2 separate regions of the Homo sapiens genome follow, and region 2 is linked to region 1. Evidence: read pairs that join two places in POLR2A ChIA-PET (ENCODE). Cell type or tissue: PC-9. All regions are shown on one strand. Each heading gives the region's core, and the rest is flanking DNA. Links, peaks and the distances in the headings are about the cores only. Region 1 overlaps DLGAP1 (DLG associated protein 1). Region 2 overlaps MYOM1 (myomesin 1).

The links. Peaks named below come from ENCODE experiments on the same cell type or tissue, not always from the same donor. Only the 100,000 strongest peaks of a DNase experiment are listed, where the experiment ranks them.
Region 2: POLR2A ChIA-PET joins it to region 1 with 26 read pairs; 1 of 35 experiments calls an interaction of 5 or more read pairs at or near these places.

The regions. Positions count from the first base shown.
Region 1 is chr18:3,756,417-3,760,812 of GRCh38, reverse strand. The region is part of intron 5 of DLGAP1 (DLG associated protein 1); the gene reads left to right. Among named protein-coding and RNA genes, the nearest start is that of DLGAP1-AS6, 110 kb to the right of the region's middle. In PC-9, for the core only: no CTCF peak of the experiment used is centred there; a DNase peak (open chromatin) is centred at 2,072.
Region 2 is chr18:3,113,592-3,117,987 of GRCh38, reverse strand. MYOM1 (myomesin 1) reads left to right here. Exons shown (of 38, transcript NM_003803.4): 21 at 1,473-1,657. Among named protein-coding and RNA genes, the nearest start is that of LPIN2, 100 kb to the right of the region's middle. In PC-9, for the core only: no CTCF peak of the experiment used is centred there; DNase peaks (open chromatin) are centred at 207, 2,167 and 3,787; H3K27ac peaks cover 2,645 bases.

The DNA.
Region 1 (4,396 bases), core at 257-4,256:
ATCTGGATTGTTGTAATTGATTTGGTGATCAATTTGGTCCTACGCAAATGGAAATTAAGTGAAGGTAATTGCAGGAGTTATTTTGAGGCAATGCAAAGGATTGTTTTTATAAAACTGGCAGCCCTGGACCAGAAGGAAGAGGTGCCCCACTTAGCTTTAGTTGCTGTTCAGTTCTGGACAGTGATTTGCCCACATGTGTATGACCGCGTTCTCACACAGACCTCCTGCGATCATGAAAGCAGCCTGTAGCCCAAAACTCCTGCCTGGCATACTTTGGAAACAATTCTTTCTGTACTGCCTGCTGTATCCCCAGCCAGCTGGCAATAAAACTCTGCTAGGCACATTGAAGTATTAAGATAGATTATTTCCTTACTGCTCCCAAAAAAAGAAACTAATTCCCCTGGGCCTGACTGTACTCTAGATATCAGGTAAAAGGTGTCGCCACTTGCCTCCTGTCACCCAGGAGCAGAACTCGGCAGGTCTGACCTCTCAACTGCTTCCTCTTGGATTGGCCCTGTGTCGCCCCTCCTGTCTTCCTTCCGCAGTTCCCTGATTTTCTCCAGGCCCTCATCACAGTCCCACTGGGCCTCTTGTCACAATGTCTTGGCCAGGCTTCACACCCTACCACCCCTGCCCCCCACACACTTACATAACAAACATATAAGGAGGCCTAATACATGTCGGACCCTGTGCTGACATTGGGGATTACAATGATGTATTCCCATGATGCCAGCTGTGGTCACTGCCCTCGGGAAGCCCACGTTTTGATGAAGAAACTGACCAGCAGAGCATTACACCTCACTTCAATAGGCCTCTGACCAGAACAGGCTCAGCTTTGGATACACCGGCATCCTGAGTGTCTGGCACCCCGGCCGCTGCCTGTACCTCTGCCTCCAGGTTTTTGCCCTTGCAGCTCCCTGGATCTGGAATGACTATGTCTGGCTCACTTTTACCTGGTGACAGTCTTACCACTCAAGGTGTAACTTAAAGCCACTTTCTGTCTGAAGCTTTTCCTAATGGCTGCACTCCAAATGAGTCTCTTCTTTTTCTGCCCTCTTATGGTTGCTTGCTTGCACATCTGTTATAAGCTTAACATGAATTACACTGAAGTCAGTTCTGCATGTTCATCTTAACCTGGAGATGTGAAATTCCCAGGGGCAGGAATCACATGTCCTCCATGACATCCAGCATAAGCGTCATGCATAGTCGGCATTCATTTTGTATTGCTTTAAATCTAATGTTGCATAGCCTTGATAACTGAGGAAAGAACATTTAAGTTCCAAGTGCCACAAGAGTCTAAATATGATGGATAAACATATTTGGCACGCTGAAAGAATTGCATTTTATGTTGATAATTTCTACGTCTGATGAATTATTATGAAAAGGACAACACCTTCATTTTGGATAAAGCCAACTTGATAACTAAAATGGGTTATTCCAGCTTCTAGCATGTGGCTTTGCACATAGTGAGCCTGTGGTTTTTGAACAGTTTCTCCAGTTGAGCATTCAGAAATCCCCAACCAAATCAGGTTGGGTTTTGTTTTTTTTTTTTTTTGGCAGAGCAATATAGATGGAGCAAATAATAAGTTGCAGCATCAACTGAATCCCCAAGATTATTCTCTCAACTCCCTTTCACCCTACCCTGAACCCTGAGCTTCTAGGAGATACCAAAGTCTACAGCTCTTCACAATAGCAATGTCTCCCAGAAATAATGATGACATTTATGCCCCGTGTCAAACCTTTACGGAGGAAGAACAAGAATATAGAAGGGGTCTATAGGAGTTTGTTCCTCTAATTTGTATCTTAAACTTTAGAAGTTGTCCCTGTGTATAAACTGAGATCTTCGGATGGGGCACATTGGTTGGTGAAATAGATCCCTTTATGAAGTCACACTCCTAAGAAACAGAAGGAAAATTAATGTTTAAGGAAAACTGTGTTGTTGCAAAAAACGTAAAATTTGTAAAGGGACTCTGGCCGGCAATGCAAATATCTGGAACAAAGGAAGAAAGTCGGGCATCTGCAATCCTACTATGCGTGACGCTTATGCTGGAGGAGTCATATGCATGAGTCATATGCATGACTAATCCAACTATGCATGACGCTTATGCTGGATGTTATGGAGGACATGTGATTCCTGCCCTTGAGAATTTCACATCTCCAGGTTAAGAAGGACATGCAGAACTGACTTCAATATAATCCATGTTAAGCTTATAAATAGATGTGCAAGCAAGCAACCATAAGAGGGCAGAAAAAGAAGAGACTCATTTGGAGCGCAGGCATTAGGGAGAGCTTCAGACAGAAAGTGGCTTTGAGTTAGACCCTGAGTCTATAAATAAAAATAGTCTGTGAATAATTTTGGCCAATAATGATCAATATCATCAAGAGATTCACTGTAAACTGAAGCTCCCGTTATTATAGCTTCATAGAAATTTTGAGCTCTCTCATTTTACAGATTAGAAAACTGAATCCCAAGAGTTTAAAGTCACTTTTTTCAGTCTTTCAAATAGTTAATGACAAAGCCAAGACTTATTGTGCAGTGTCCAGATTTCATTGGTCAGGTTTGAATACGTTGGGTATTATGTAAAATTTTTGTTCCTGTTTCTTAATTGTTTGCACTGGCTAGAAACTCCAATAATGATGCTGAAATGAAGTGACAAGAACAGTTATCCTCGCCTTGCTCTCAGTCTTTTTTTTTTTTTTTTTCTCAAGATAGAGTCTCGCTCTGTCACCCAGGCTGGAGTGCAATCTTGGCTCACTGCAACCTCCGCCTCCCCAGTTCAAGCAATTCTCTGCCTCAGCCTCCCGAGTAGCTAGGATTACAGGCACCCACCACCAAACCTGGCTAATTTTTTTGTATTTTTAGTAGAGACGAGGTTTCACCATCTTGGCCAGGCTGGTCTTGAATTTCTGACCTCATGATCCACCCGCCTTGGCCTCCCAAAGTGCTGGGATTACAGGCAACAGCCACCGCGTCCACCCTCTCTCAGTCTTATAGAAAAAGCCTTCAGTCTTCCACCATTAAGTGTGATATTCCCTGCTGGTCTTTAGTAAATGCCCTTTGTGAGATTAAAAAAGTTTTCTGCTATTTCAAGTTTATTCAGTCTTTATCATTAATAGCTGTTGGGTTTAATCAAATGCATTATCTACTTCTATGTGAGACGATCTTGTGGGTTTAGTCCTTTGTTTCCTTAATATGGTGTATTATATTAATTGATTTTCAGATACTAAACCAACCTTGCATTCCTGAAGTATGTCTGACTTGGTCATCATGTGTAATCCTTTTTGTATTTTGTGGGATTCCGTTTACTATTGTTTTGTTGGGAATTTTTGGGTGTATATTAATGAGGGCTATTAGTAGGTAGTTTCCTTTCCTTGCACCATTTATTTATTTATTTATTTAATTTGAGGTGGAGTCTCGCTCTGTCACCCAGGCTGGAGTGCAATGGCACAGTCTTGGCTCACTGCAACCTCTGCCTCCCGGTTTCAAGCGATTCTCCTGACTCAAGCCTCCTAAGTAGCTGGGACTACAGGCGCATGCCACCACACCAGGCTAATTTTTGTATTTTTAGTAGAGATGGGGTTTCGCCATTTTGGCCAGGCTGGTCTTGAACTCCTGACCTCGTGATCTGCCTGCCTTGGCCTCCCAAAGTGCTGGGGTTACGGGCATGAGCCACTACATCTGGCCTCCTTGCAGTATCTTTGGCTTTGATCTCAGGGTGATACTACTCTCATGGATTGAGTTTGGAAATATTTATTCTTCCTCTATTTTCTGGAAGGGTTGATAGACTATTGATATTACCTCTTTAAATGTTTGACATAATCCACCAGTGAAACGATCTGAGCCTGAACTATTATTTATGGAAAGATTTTTATTTAAAAATTAAATTTATTTAGCTGTTGGAGATCTATTCAGATTTTTTATTTCTTCTTGAGGCAGTTTTGGTAATTTGGGGGTTTTTTTAGAATTTTTTTCTATTTTGTCTCAGTTGCTGACTTCAGTATTCTCTTACAATCTTTTTACTTTCTGATGTCAGTCATAATGTTTCCTCTCTTTTTTCTAATTCTGATCATTTGTTTCTTCTCTTTTTTCTTGTTTAATCTTGCTAAAGTATTGATTTTTTTAAAGAGCCTACTTTTGTTCAAAAACAACTAATTCGTTTTTCTTTTGCTTTCCATTTCATTTATTTCCACTATAATAGCTATTATATGCTTCATTCTGCTTGCACTGGATTTAAATTGCTCTTTTTCAAGACTATTAAGGTGAAAGTTTAGATTATTAATTTGAGATAATTTCTTTTTTCTAACATAGATATTTAAAGTTATTAATTTTCCTGTAACTACTGTTTTAACTGCATCCTATAAGTTTTCATATGTTGGGTTTCTATTGTTATTTAGT
Region 2 (4,396 bases), core at 186-4,185, 640 kb after region 1:
GATGCCTCCCTGGGTTCTCAGGATGACACAAGATCATGGTTATAAAAGCCCTTTGCAAAACAGAACATGCCACATTCGTGTGAGGTATTTGGTATTAATATTTAAATATAGCTTTATACAAAACATCGGAAGGCAAGCATGACGCATATTTGTAGCCATGAAGCCAAGGTAAAGGGCCAAACAAATATTGAACTATCAATTACACAACACCAAAGCATGGCATAACAGAGTATGTCCTTCTACAAGTTGGCTTTCAGGCTACTGTGAGTCACTTCAGGTGATTTTGATTGGTTGGCTAGATGTCAGTTGTTATTTAAAAAAAAAAAAAGGAAAGGAAAAAATAAATTTTTTCACCTGCGTAGCAGCTGGTGGTCATGCAAAGATACAGGCAATCACTTAGTAGTTTGGACTTTGCCAAGAATGTGAATAGCATTCATACAGGCCACATTTTGGCTTTCTCCCTGCAGAGGGTTATGAAGTGTCTTGGCTTCTCTGAGCTTTCTTTCTGTTAATTGTCTTAAGGAAGAGGGAGATAAATGAATGTAAGGTACCTGGCAGTATTTAGTGCAGATGCAGGGCCCATAGGATTGATTATATTTAATTTGGTAAAAGGATTTTGTAAACCATAACCTATCGTTTGTTTTTACCCATTTGTGGGCTGCGCATACTCTTTACGGGGAAGATTTTCCTCCAATTGGGAGTGATGCTTTTTCCTTTGAAAGAGCTATTACTCTCTATATTCATATGCCATCAAATAGAGCTGCTTTCTTTATACTATTTGAGATTAAGGGGAAATTTTAGGCTGTCACTCAAAAATTATCTGAAACTGGGTGCCAGATATGGTGGCTCCCACCTGTAATCCCAACACTTTGGGAGGCTGAGGCAGAAGAACCACTTGAACCCAAGAGTTCAAGACCAGCCTGGTCAACACAGCAAGACCCTATCTCTATAAAAACTTAAAAAATTAGCCGGGTGTGGTGGTGCACACTTGTAGGTCCAGCTGCTCAGAAGGCTAAGGTGAGAGGATCCCTTGAGCCCAGGAGCTCGAGGTTACAGTGAGCTACCATCACACCACTGCACTCCAGCCTGGGTAACAGGGCAAAACCCTGTGTCTAAAAATAAAAATCAAAAAATATGAATCTGCAGCTAAATCAGACTGTTCCAATAAAAGGTCTTTGAGACTAATGCAGGCCAGAGAATGGCCTGAAGGGAAGTTTTGGGTCCACCCTTTGAGAGGCACCTCAGAGTGGCCTTACCTACCTGCCACCCTTAAAGGGACTCAGTGGGCTAATGTAGAGCAGTACGAAAACGTTGTGAAATGACCACAGAATACTTATTTTTCATGGGAAAGCTAGATTTTGAAAAAAGAACACCAGTGTTAGATTAGCTTGAAGACTTACAAGTGGTTCTAAACGTGTGGAGACGAGTTTTCTCTGTTATGATTTCTACTCATTGGCTTCTCTCTCTCTCAGGACCACCGCACAGTCTCAAGTGTAGTGAAGTCAGGAAAGACTCACTGGTTCTCCAGTGGAAGCCGCCAGTCCACTCCGGGCGGACTCCGGTCACTGGTTACTTCGTGGACTTGAAGGAGGCCAAGGCCAAAGAAGACCAGTGGCGAGGGCTCAATGAGGCGGCTATTAAAAACGTATACCTGAAGGTAAGAGGCTGCTCAGTTCTAGAGCTTCCTCTACTAACTGCTCTACTAATACGAACTTTAAAGTTAGCAAGATAAAACAGAATATCTCCGCTTTGATCTGTTTCATATATTGGGCTCCTGGTAAGATTCCACTGGCAGAGGTTGGGGCTGGGAGAAGTTTCTGATGCTTGAAAGAGTTTGGTTATATTTAACCTGAATTCCTTAGCATAGCTTTGAAATGCACCCAGCAGCTCCTTCCTCTCTCCTTTCTCTCCTTGCCTCAACTTACCCACTACACATTTTTGTTACTCATAGTCTTAAAACCTTACTGCTTACCATCCCCAAAAGGTGATTTTTTCATTCCTCTTTTTTCTAGGGGGATGGTTGATTTGAGGGTGCTGTTTTTATAAAGTTCACACCAGGAAGCCTGTGACTACTGATCCTCTCGAGTCACTCCTGTCTCACGTTACCTCCTCCCTCAGGCCGGTTCTCACATGAGCTCTCAGAGATTAGTGGAACAGGTTCACTCAACCCCCTTATCCATGTCACTGCCTTTCAGGTTCCTCTAGAGTGTGCTCATTGAACCATTTCCTAACTCTGTTGGCCAAAGACTGTTCTGCCATAGCCACCAAATCTCTCATTTGTAGCAAAAGGAAATTTCGAAAGAATATTTTCCGCTAGTGTTAGCAGTGGCACCTGGAGACCCTGATGCCCCAGCGGGGCCTCAGAAACTGTAGGGAATATGATTGCATTACTTACTACTTAGAATGAAATGTGACTGACTTCACCACAGTCACTCAGGAAGTTACACACTGCGTTTGCACAGTCCTATCTTTTGGCAGAAGAGGTCATTGCCTATAAGGTGGGCTTTGGAAGATACTCAAAGTATACCTGGCCAAAAAGATCTCTCCCTGACCTGCCTCATGAACTAAGTCCCTTCCATCTATCAGCCACTCTCCAGGGTTAGGGTATTTCCAGCCACTCTAAACTATGTAAATATATCCTCCAGGAGATACAGCCCATAAACCATTATACCCAACTTGCCATTAACTCAACTTAGCATATGCCAATCAGCTCTCCAGCTTCTTGCAAAACTCTGAAGAAATAAGACAGGTCATCTTTTCATGAGGAAGAGAAAAGTTCAAGGAAGGACTGAAGCCTATGATGTTGTTTGCTGTCAAGATGAGTCCAGAGGTCCCTGGATTCCGAGAAACCCCCAAAGTACAGTGTAAAATAAAGGTCAGGAACATCCTAGATGATGGTGGTGGGTGTATATGGCTGGGATGAAGATTTCCAAGTCTTCAGTCTGCCACTGTAGAGGATGCCAAGGGCCTGAGGTTTGAACTGACTAGGGTGAAGCGAAACAAAGGTGAAGAAGCAAACAAAAAGAAAAAAAAAAGTAGAGTTTAAATGTGTGAAAGAATGGTTAATGTCACTCATTTTTAAAAAGAAAAAGAATAACGGGAATTTTAACAGAGAGACAGAGAGAGAAAGAGAGACTGAGGTTAAGTATACCTAACAAACCTGGAAGTGAACTTCCGTAAGGAGAGTTCTTACATTTTATCAACAGTTTTTATAAAGTGAAAATAATCTTTTTTTATTTTTCTGATTATAAAACTAACAATTTAAATGAAAAATTCAAACATAAGAAGCACAAAGAAGAAAGTAGGCCAGGCACGGTGACTCATGCCTATAATCCCAGGGCTTTGGGAGGCCAAGGCAGGCAAATCACTTGAGCCCAGGAGTTCAAGACCATGGGAAACATGGCAAAACCCTGTCTCTAAAAAAAAAAAAAAAAAAAAAAAAATTAGCTGACCATGGTGGCATGTGCCTGTATTCCCAGCTACTCAGGAGGCTGAGATGGGAGGATTGCTTGAACCAGGGAGGCGGAAGCTGCAGTGAGCTGTGATTGCACCACTGCACTCCAGCCCGGGCAACAGAACGAGACTCTGTCTCGAAAAAAAAAAAAAAGGGAAAATAGATCTGCATCGATGATCTCGATTACGTATTTGTGGTACTGTTGAGGCCAGTGGTCATTGCCCCTGTGGTGATGGAAGAGCAGAGAGTGCCCCTGTCACCCCAGGGACCAGACACTGGAATATGAACAGACTTCCTGTACATGTTGCAGAAATCTGACTCACAGCCATACATCATCACCTAGGTGGCAGGTGCAGATGTGTCAGGTACCTGGCGATTACTCTATTTTTATTACACGGAAATGTTTCTGTGTTCTTCTGGAAATCCACAGTTTCCTGGCATTATTTCTAAACATAGAATTTAAATATGTCAGGCTCTATACATTTAACCTATAACTAAGTTAAAGTTCATTTACAGAATAAAATCCATTTCAAAAATCCGTTAGTGCCAGTGAGGGCTATTACTACATAAATAGTGACATTCTGCTGTAAACAAATACAATTAGTTAGATTAAAAACCTAACAATTTAATACGTACCTCATTTAAATACATGGTCACAAACACTTCACATAATTGAATAACTTTATTCCAACATTGTTTGATTTAAATCACATTTTGGATATTGGTCTCTATCACATCTTGGGGAAAAATTATGCCCTCTGTGTAATAAATTCCTTCTTATAACATAGCTTTTAAAAGTCACATGTTTTTAAAATAAAAATGTTGATAAAACATTAACAGTATTGGTAATAGTAATGAGATTATTCAAAACCCAAAGAAAGTTACAAAAAATTAAGTAGGAAACCAGGCATGGTGGCTCACTCCTGTAATCCCAACACTGTG